2 separate regions of the Homo sapiens genome follow, and region 2 is linked to region 1. Evidence: chromatin contacts called from ENCODE POLR2A ChIA-PET data. All regions are on one chromosome and are shown on one strand. The core of a region is the stretch at or near the end of the contact, and the rest is flanking DNA. Distances in the headings are between cores, read along the strand shown. Region 1 holds the start of STAT1 (signal transducer and activator of transcription 1). Region 2 holds the start of CFLAR (CASP8 and FADD like apoptosis regulator).

The links. ChIA-PET counts read pairs that join two places held with the same protein, here RNA polymerase II (POLR2A).
Region 2: POLR2A ChIA-PET joins it to region 1 with 6 read pairs in GM12878. The contact joins the promoter of CFLAR here to the promoter of STAT1 in region 1. POLR2A ChIA-PET finds 5 or more read pairs at or near these places in 2 of 52 experiments (GM12878 and activated CD4-positive, alpha-beta T cell).

What each region holds. Positions count from the first base shown.
Region 1 is chr2:191,012,028-191,016,099 of GRCh38, reverse strand. It overlaps STAT1 (signal transducer and activator of transcription 1), which reads left to right and starts at 1,929. Exons shown (of 25, transcript NM_007315.4): 1 at 1,929-2,082; 2 at 2,422-2,575. RefSeq lists enhancers at 509-558, 1,337-1,416, 1,447-1,646, 2,257-2,576, 3,688-3,747 and 1 more and silencers at 1,697-1,936, 1,967-2,166.
Region 2 is chr2:201,114,005-201,118,076 of GRCh38, reverse strand. CFLAR (CASP8 and FADD like apoptosis regulator) reads right to left here and starts at 1,913. Exons shown (of 10, transcript NM_003879.7): 1 at 1,596-1,913. LOC105373836 (a long non-coding RNA gene) reads left to right here and starts at 1,393. Exons shown (of 3, transcript XR_923785.3): 1 at 1,393-3,133. RefSeq lists enhancers at 1-27, 1,668-1,927 and a silencer at 1,428-1,637.

The DNA.
Region 1 (4,072 bases), core at 680-3,179:
CTGCACAAGCTCTTTGCCTGCCGCCATCAATGAAAGATGTGACTTGTTCCTCCTTGCCTCCCGCCATGATTGTGAGGCCTCCCCAGCCATGTGGAACTGTAAGTCCATTAAACCTCTTTATTTTGTAAATTGCCCAGTCTCAGGTCTTTATTAGCAGCGTTAAAAATGGATTAATACAGCTTTTTTCAGAGAACAGTAAAACATTGTCTTGGTTCTTGGGTGAGTAAGAGCAGAAGGGACACTTTTGGTGCCGTGGCATCTCTTGGCAGAGAAGTCTAATTTCACTGCTAACTTGCTTTGTGAGGGTGCATTTGTGACAAGAAGAACAAATAGATGTGCAAAGAAAAAAAACTCATACACACACATATAGGCATATCCATGGGAAATTATTCAGATCCTTCTCCTACCCCAAAGTGCCTAATTATTCAAGGCTTGACTCAAATCCCGTCTACTTGAAGGAACTAATTGATTTTATGAGCATATAGTCCAAAAAGATTTAGTTTGTCTGGCTTCAGCAATGCCTACCTGGAGAAGTGACATTTAAGCTGAGATTTTTAAACTAAGATCTAAAAGATGAGTTAGCCAGCGAAGAGTTGGGTGAAGCAGATGTTGGCTCAAGGGGTTTTCCAAACTCAGGGTGAGAAGTCCCTGAGTTTGGAGAGTGTGGTTTATTTGAAGAACTAAATGCTGAAGTAAGCAAAGCAGAGTGGCACATTATGGGGTTGGACAAAGAGATCGGGCAACCAGGGCTTTATAGTATGTATTAAGAAACTGAATTTTATAAGAGCAAAGAAAAGCCATGGAAGGATTTTCAGGTTGGCAAATGACATGATCTGCTTTTCAATTAAAAAAAAAAACACTCAAACTCTTGTATGGAGAATGGATTAAAAGGTAGATAAGGGCTGAAGTGAGGCAGCCATTCGGGAATCTACTGCAGAAGGAGGCAGCAGAAGAGATGGAGCAGAGTAAATGAGACTTGGGAAATATTTAGGAGGAAGAATCAATTAAGATTTGAGGATCAGGTGTTGCGAGGTGAGGGAGAAGGCAATGTCAACTATGAATCCTAGGTATCTGTCATGTGCCATTTCTAGAAAAAGAGCAGGTTTGAGGAGAAAGATGTTTGGTTCTGAACATAGTTTGTAGAGCTCACTGCACATACAAGTGGAGAGGCAAGTGGGAGTTGTAGGTGTGAAGCCCAGAGGAGAGGTGTGGACGGGATAAGCATTTAAGACTCCTCCATCTAGAAGGAAACTGAAGCTGTGGGTGAGGTCATCACAGCACAGCGTTTAGGAGAAGCCCAGGTAAAGAAGCTGACGAATGTCTGGACCCTGACAACCTTAACATATAATGGTTTGATAGTGGAGGTGGAGGCAATGTAGAAAGAATGCCAGAGGCAGGAAAAAGCAAGAAGGATGTGTTATCATCATGACCAAGGAAGAAACGTGTTTCAAGAACAAAGGCGTCAACTCTGCCCCATGCTTCCGAGCTGTCAAGTAAAGTGAGAAAAACAGAAAAGCGTTCCCTGGGTTTAGCAACACGGAGGTCAGTTGCTAAAGGGAGCTTCTAGAATGACGACGTCGCCAAATCTGTCCTCTGCCTGGATTCTCGGCGATGAAACTACTACAGAGACCTCCAAGTTTGGGCTTCTGCAAACACAGCACGTCCTTCTGATCGTTCTCTAAGATATGTAAACAGAACGCCAGTTCCCAGCGTGGCAACACGGGACTGGGCTGCAGCTCACCCAGCCGGCGGCCCCCGCCGGAAGCCGGCGGAAATACCCCAGCGCGTGGGCGGAGCAGCGGCCCGCAGAGGGAGGCGGTGGCGCCCACGGAACAGCCGCGTCTAATTGGCTGAGCGCGGAGCCGCCCGGTGATTGGTGGGGGCGGAAGGGGGCCGGGCGCCAGCGCTGCCTTTTCTCCTGCCGGGTAGTTTCGCTTTCCTGCGCAGAGTCTGCGGAGGGGCTCGGCTGCACCGGGGGGATCGCGCCTGGCAGACCCCAGACCGAGCAGAGGCGACCCAGCGCGCTCGGGAGAGGCTGCACCGCCGCGCCCCCGCCTAGCCCTTCCGGATCCTGCGCGCAGAGTGAGTGGCCGTGAGGTTCCGGGTGCCGGGGGTGGGACGCGCAGGGACAGAGTCCTCGGGCCGTGCAGTTGGACGCCGGGCGAGGACGGGCCGTCTGTGCTGACCCGCGAATAGTGATCCCAGAGGAAGAACGCGTCCTGAGTATTCCAAGTGCGAGCAGTGCCACCTGTTCTCGGAGATGGCACTGCTCAGCACGATTGTCCTTGCCAGTCGTGCTCTGGCAGTGAAGAGGACTTGTGAAATATAATTTTCCTCTAGAAGGCACTGCACCTTCCCATTTACCGTCACTTTCTCCCGTTTCCACCCCTTTCCATCAGTCACGTTTTCTTCTTTTCGCAGAAAGTTTCATTTGCTGTATGCCATCCTCGAGAGCTGTCTAGGTTAACGTTCGCACTCTGTGTATATAACCTCGACAGTCTTGGCACCTAACGTGCTGTGCGTAGCTGCTCCTTTGGTTGAATCCCCAGGCCCTTGTTGGGGCACAAGGTGGCAGGTCAGTAAATGTTCATGGAATCAGATGAATGAGTACATGACTTCGGAATCTTAATTATGTTTCTATGTTCAAAGATGGAAGGGCTTAATGTCTTCCTAGAGTTTAAAAGTGATGTTTAGTTTTTGCAGACCCCCCACCCCAAAATAATATAGTCTTAAAAAAATTTCTGGCCGGTACTGAAGAGTTCTGTGGTAGGTATGCAGAGGTGTGGTTGATTGTGCTTTGAATGTTGTTTGTATAGATAAGGAGTTATTTTCATAGAACAGAAACAGGACTTGAGCCTCCAGCACAGTCCATTGTGCAACCATTGCTTAATGAGGATGCTGGACTCACACTTGTGAGATCATAATATGGTTTGCTTTTTACTTTCTAATTCCGTCTGAAATATACATAATTTCAATTCAACAAACTGTTTCGAGCACATAGTATATGCAGGGCACTGTCCAAGGTCCATAAGATGTTAAAAAGCAAAATACCCCACTACTCTACCCCCTCCCCACCCACCTTCCCCCGCCGGGGACTCTGGAGGCATCACAGAGCTTTACAAGGAAAACTGGAACCGATGCTCTAATAGAGGTACAGAATTCAGTGAGACGCAAGTCAAAGAAAGCTTAATTGTGAGTAAGTCTCAGACAACTTTATGAAAGAAGGGGCTTTTGTACATAGCTTTGAATGCTATAGGATTTAGAGACGCAAAAATTTGTGGAGAGGCTGTTTCCAAGGGCGAGTAGCTGGAGCAAAGCAGAAATGTTGGGCACAGTTGAAAAACAGTAAATGATTTGGTGACTGGGTTGCTTTGTTGATGGATGAAGATGGGGTGGGGTGGAAATCTGCCTAGGAATGGACAGATCATAGGATTTTTGCACAGGAGATTGATGTGGTCCAATCTGTGGGCAGCAGAGGCTGGACTGGGAAGGTAGAATGTTGGAGACAGGAAGGAGCAGGTCTTGGGATGGAGTGGAAGGAATCAACCCTAAATCTGAGATTTGAGCTCAGTGACTGGGAGATGGCCATGCCACTCCCTGAGTTGGTAACAGGTTTTGTGAGTAGATGAGACTGACTCCAGATTTGTGAACATGAGCTTATTTATTCATTGTTTTTTTTTTTTAGAGACAGAGTCTCTCTCTGTCTCCCAGGCTGGAGTACAGTGGCGCGATCTCAGCTCACTGCAACCTCCGCCTCCTGGGTTCAAGCAATTCCCCTGCCTCAGCCTCACGAGTAGTTGGGACTACAGGTGCACACCACCATGCCCTGCTAATTTTTTTTTGTATTTTAGTAGAGACAAGGTTTCACCATGTTGCCCAGGCTGGTCTTGAACTCCGGAGCTCAGGCAATCCGCCCACCTTGGCCTCCGAAAGTGCTGGGATTACAGGCGTGAGCCACCTGGCCAGCCCAAACATGAGCTTATTAATTCACCTCTTCTGTGCCAGGTGCTACATATGTACTAGCTCAACCAGCCTTAAGAACCAACTGTGGCAGGGTGCGGAAGCTCACGCC
Region 2 (4,072 bases), core at 664-3,163, about 10 Mb before region 1:
TTTTGTTTAGATCTTGGAGTTGGGCCGGGCATGGTGGCTCACGCCTGTAATCCCAGCACTTTGGGATGCCGAGGCGGGCGGATCACCTAAGGTCAGGAGTTCGAGACCAGACTGACCAACATGGAGAAACCCCGTCTCTATTAAAAATACAAAACTAGCCGGGCATGGTGGTGCATGCCTGTAATCTCAGCTACTTGAGAGGCTGAGGCACGAGAATCGCTTGAACCCGACAGGCGGAGGTTGCGGTGAGCAGAGATAGTGCCATTGCATTCCAGCCTGGGCAACAAGAGTGAAATGCTGTCTCAAAAAAAAAAAAAAAAAAAAAAGATCTTGGAGCTCCAGCCAGGTTTTTTGTTCAACGAAACTTTTGTAAGGTTATTTAGGGGAATCACCAAACCGAAAAGTGCCAAAAACTCCGTTCCTCTTATCGGAAATCTCTCTCTAAAGCAGGTCAAACCTTCCAGAGCCCGCTGTCTGTTGTAGATTATCGCAGTTTGTTGATGTCCAAAAAGCTTTACTTATGCTATACGCTATCCCCCTACTGGTTTCACCCCTCATTGCTTAAGAACAAATTTCAAATGTCAACCAATTAAAATATTCGCAAGACCTCTGGCGTCCTTGAATTTACTTCCTGCCCGTGGAGCCAAAAACTGATTCTGAATTTCAGTGGCCTTTGTTCTACTGCGTGCCACTGTTAATATTAAAAGAACATGGCCTTCTGTCCAAATCCAGACACCCTCAAGCAAGAACATCTTGAAGCCAGTTTACATTTCCCAGTCGTTTTGAGGCGGTGGAAAAGTGGCAGAAACAGGTTCATTTTAAAAGGCTCTAAAAACTTTTCATTAGCCAAGCATTCCCAGCTTTCCCAAGGCAAGCTTTCCTTGCACTTGGGCAAAATAGACATTAAACTGCTCTGGAAAATAACCGCCCTGACCAGGCTATTGTGAAATTCCCTCCAGGGCGGCGGCTCCCACTGAGTGAGATCGAGCGCATACACAATTGTTGGGAAAGTCCACGTTCCCAACAACTTTCGAAAGGAAAAATGCCAGATCTTCTCAACAGTTCACCCCAAGAATTGAACTCTCAAGATCATTTTAAGCAAAGTTTACACGACGCTGAGGGCCCGCCACTGAAGCTCGCGGGTGGGCCTCTGGGGCTGCGGCTGCAGGGGGCGGCCAGAGTTGGCCAAGGGTTACTTCCGGTCTCTCAGGTCCATCGGGGTGCAGCTTGTACCGCTGTGGCCCAGGTCGCCCCTTTCTGGGAATCCGGGGCGGAGTTGCGGGTAGAAGGGGTTCGGGGGTTCGGAGCCGGGCGGAAACGGAAGCGGGGGCATTCCGCAAAGCCCGCGGTAAACAACCGAGATAAGGAACCTACAAAACTGAGTCAGGTTCCAGAAGCGCCCCCGCCATCCCCTGGCCACTGCCGGCCACCTGCAGTTTCCCGGAGCGCAGGGCTGTGAGGAGCGGCGCGGGGTGGGACGCGGGGCGCGGCGGCGCAGGGCCTGCTGCAATGCTGACTCAGGGCCGGGCGTCGGGGCTTGGGGTCTGGGACAGCTCCGGCGCCGCCAGCGCGGGGGTCGAGCGCGGGGCACGTACCGTCCTGTCGCGGCCGGACTCTCCTGCCGCTGCCACCTCAGCCTTCGCTCCCCTAGACGCCGGGAAGGCGCACCCAAGATGGAGGCAAAGAAACCGAAAGCCTGGAAGCGGACTTGGTGCTGGGCGATCGCTGTTCGCGGCGCTTCTCTCCTACACCTCCTCCCGTGGTCCTTGTTGTCTCAGCTGTCACTGGACAAAAGTCCAATAGCCGGCACTCACTGTGTGAGGCCGAGTCCCCACCCCTAGCTCCGGGAGTCCCTTTTAGTTGAGACTCGTCGGTGAGGCTGCAAGCTCGCTGTTTCCTGCTATGGCTTGTGTGACTGAGTATGCAGTAACCGGGGGTGGATGTCGACACAAGTTCCACGCGTTAGGAGTAAACACTGCGAGTGTTTTTTTTTTTCTTTCTTTCTTTCCTTCTTTTTTGAGACAGAGTCTCGCTCTGTGGCCCAGGCTGGAGTGCAGTGGCGCAATTTCAGCTCACTGCAACCTCCGCCTTCCTAGTTCAAGCGATTCTCTTGCCTCAGCCTCCCGAGTAGCTGGGACTACAGGCACGCGCCAGCACGCCCGCCTAATTTTTGTGTTTAGTAGAGACGGGGTTTCACTGTTGGCCAGAATGGTCTCGAACTCTTGACCTCGTGATCCGCCCGCCTCGGCCTCCCAAAGTGCTGGGATTACAGGCGTGAGCCACCACGCCCGGCGCGAGTGTTTACAATTGTTGTCTGGGAGTCATAGCAAACGTGAACACACTTTGTGGTTTTTTGTGTGTATGTTTTTGTTTGTTTTTTTTTGTTTTCCTTCTTGAGACAGGGTCTCGCGCTGTCGCCCAGGCTAGAAGGCAGTGGCGCCATCACAGCTCACTGCAGCCTGGATTTCCCGCTCTCAAACCATCCAGCCCTCAGCCTCCCAAGTAGCGGGGACCACAGGTGCAAGCCACCATGCCCGACTAATTTTTTTTTTTTTTTGTATTTTTAGTAGAGATGGGGTTTCACCATGTTGGCAAGGCTGGTCTCCAACTGCTGGCCTCAAGTGATCCTTGCCCGCCTCGGCCTCCCAAAGTGCTGGGATCACAGGCGTGAGCCACCGCGCCCCTCTACGTTTTTATTTATTCCTAATAACTACTTTATTGTGATTCTTAAAGAGCTTTAACTTTTCTTGAGATAATTTTAAACTCACAGGAAAGGTGAAGAATAATACCAAGAGAGACTAACAGCAGGACGGCATGAAGAGCTCGGGATTCACCCCTAGTGAAACTGAAAATTATTTAAAACAACAAACAACCATTAACCATTTAAAGCCTTTGAAATGGTCCTAAGGGCAAACAGCAAATGAAGAAACATCTGTTCCAAAAAATCTATGAAAACTCTTGGATCAGAATGTGAGAGTCAGTCTGTGGTATTTAAACCAAACCTCTCCCTTTGTTCAGCAAGAGACTCCACTCCAGACTGCTGCAACTCAGAACCTCTCTCTTCCCACAGCTCCCAGTCAGAGACCAGCATATCAGCATTTCTCATCTTGCCCCTAGCTACCTGATGCTGAAGGTAAATCCTGGGGGAGTGTGGTGGAGAGGTGGGAGATTCCTTCTTCCATCCAGAGGCTCTACCTTGGGTGGAGTGCTGAGACACCAGAGGAGACTTCAGCTCTTTTTCTCCATCACTTTCACCCCATATTCACCCCCAACCTTTTTTTTTAATCTCTCCATCTTCCCAAGATAGTTATATTCTGTTTGATTAATCTTCAGTATATATGCTATTATAATCATGTAAACGGTAGTCACAGCCAAGTTATGTACCAAACTATGATTACTTTTCCTTTCCCACACAACTTTTAGTTTTTTCTGGAGTTAATAATTGTCTTGTTTTGTTGGTTTTTCCATGTAATTCTATCCTAAACTCTGTCAGTTATCCAAGTTTGGTTTTTTGTTTGTTTTTGAGACAGGGTCTCACTCCAGGCTGGAGTGCAGTGACCCGATCACAGCTCACTGCAGCCTTAACCTCCCAGGTTCAAGTGATCCTTCTGCCTCAGCCTCCTGAGTAGCTAGGACTACAGGTCCTAGCATGCCACCATGCTAGGTGTGCCACTACAGGTGCCACCATGCCCAGCTAATTCTTTAAAAAAAAATTTGTGGCCCGGCGCAATGGCTTATGCCTGTAATCCCAGCACTTTGGGAGGCTGAGGCGGGTGGATCACGAGGTCAGGAGTTCAAGACCAGCCTGGCCCAGATAGTGAAACCCCATCTCTACTAAAAATACAAAAAATTAACTGGGTGTGATGGCGGGCGCCTGTAATCCCAGCTACTCAGGAGGCTAAGGCAGAGAATTGCTTGAACCCGGGAGGCGGAGGTTGCAGTGAGCCTAGATTATGCCAGTGCACTCTAGCCTGGGAGACAGAGTAAGACTCCATCTCAAAAAAAAAAAAAAAAAAAAAAAAAAAAAAAATATATATATATATATATATATATATATATATATCTAGTAGAA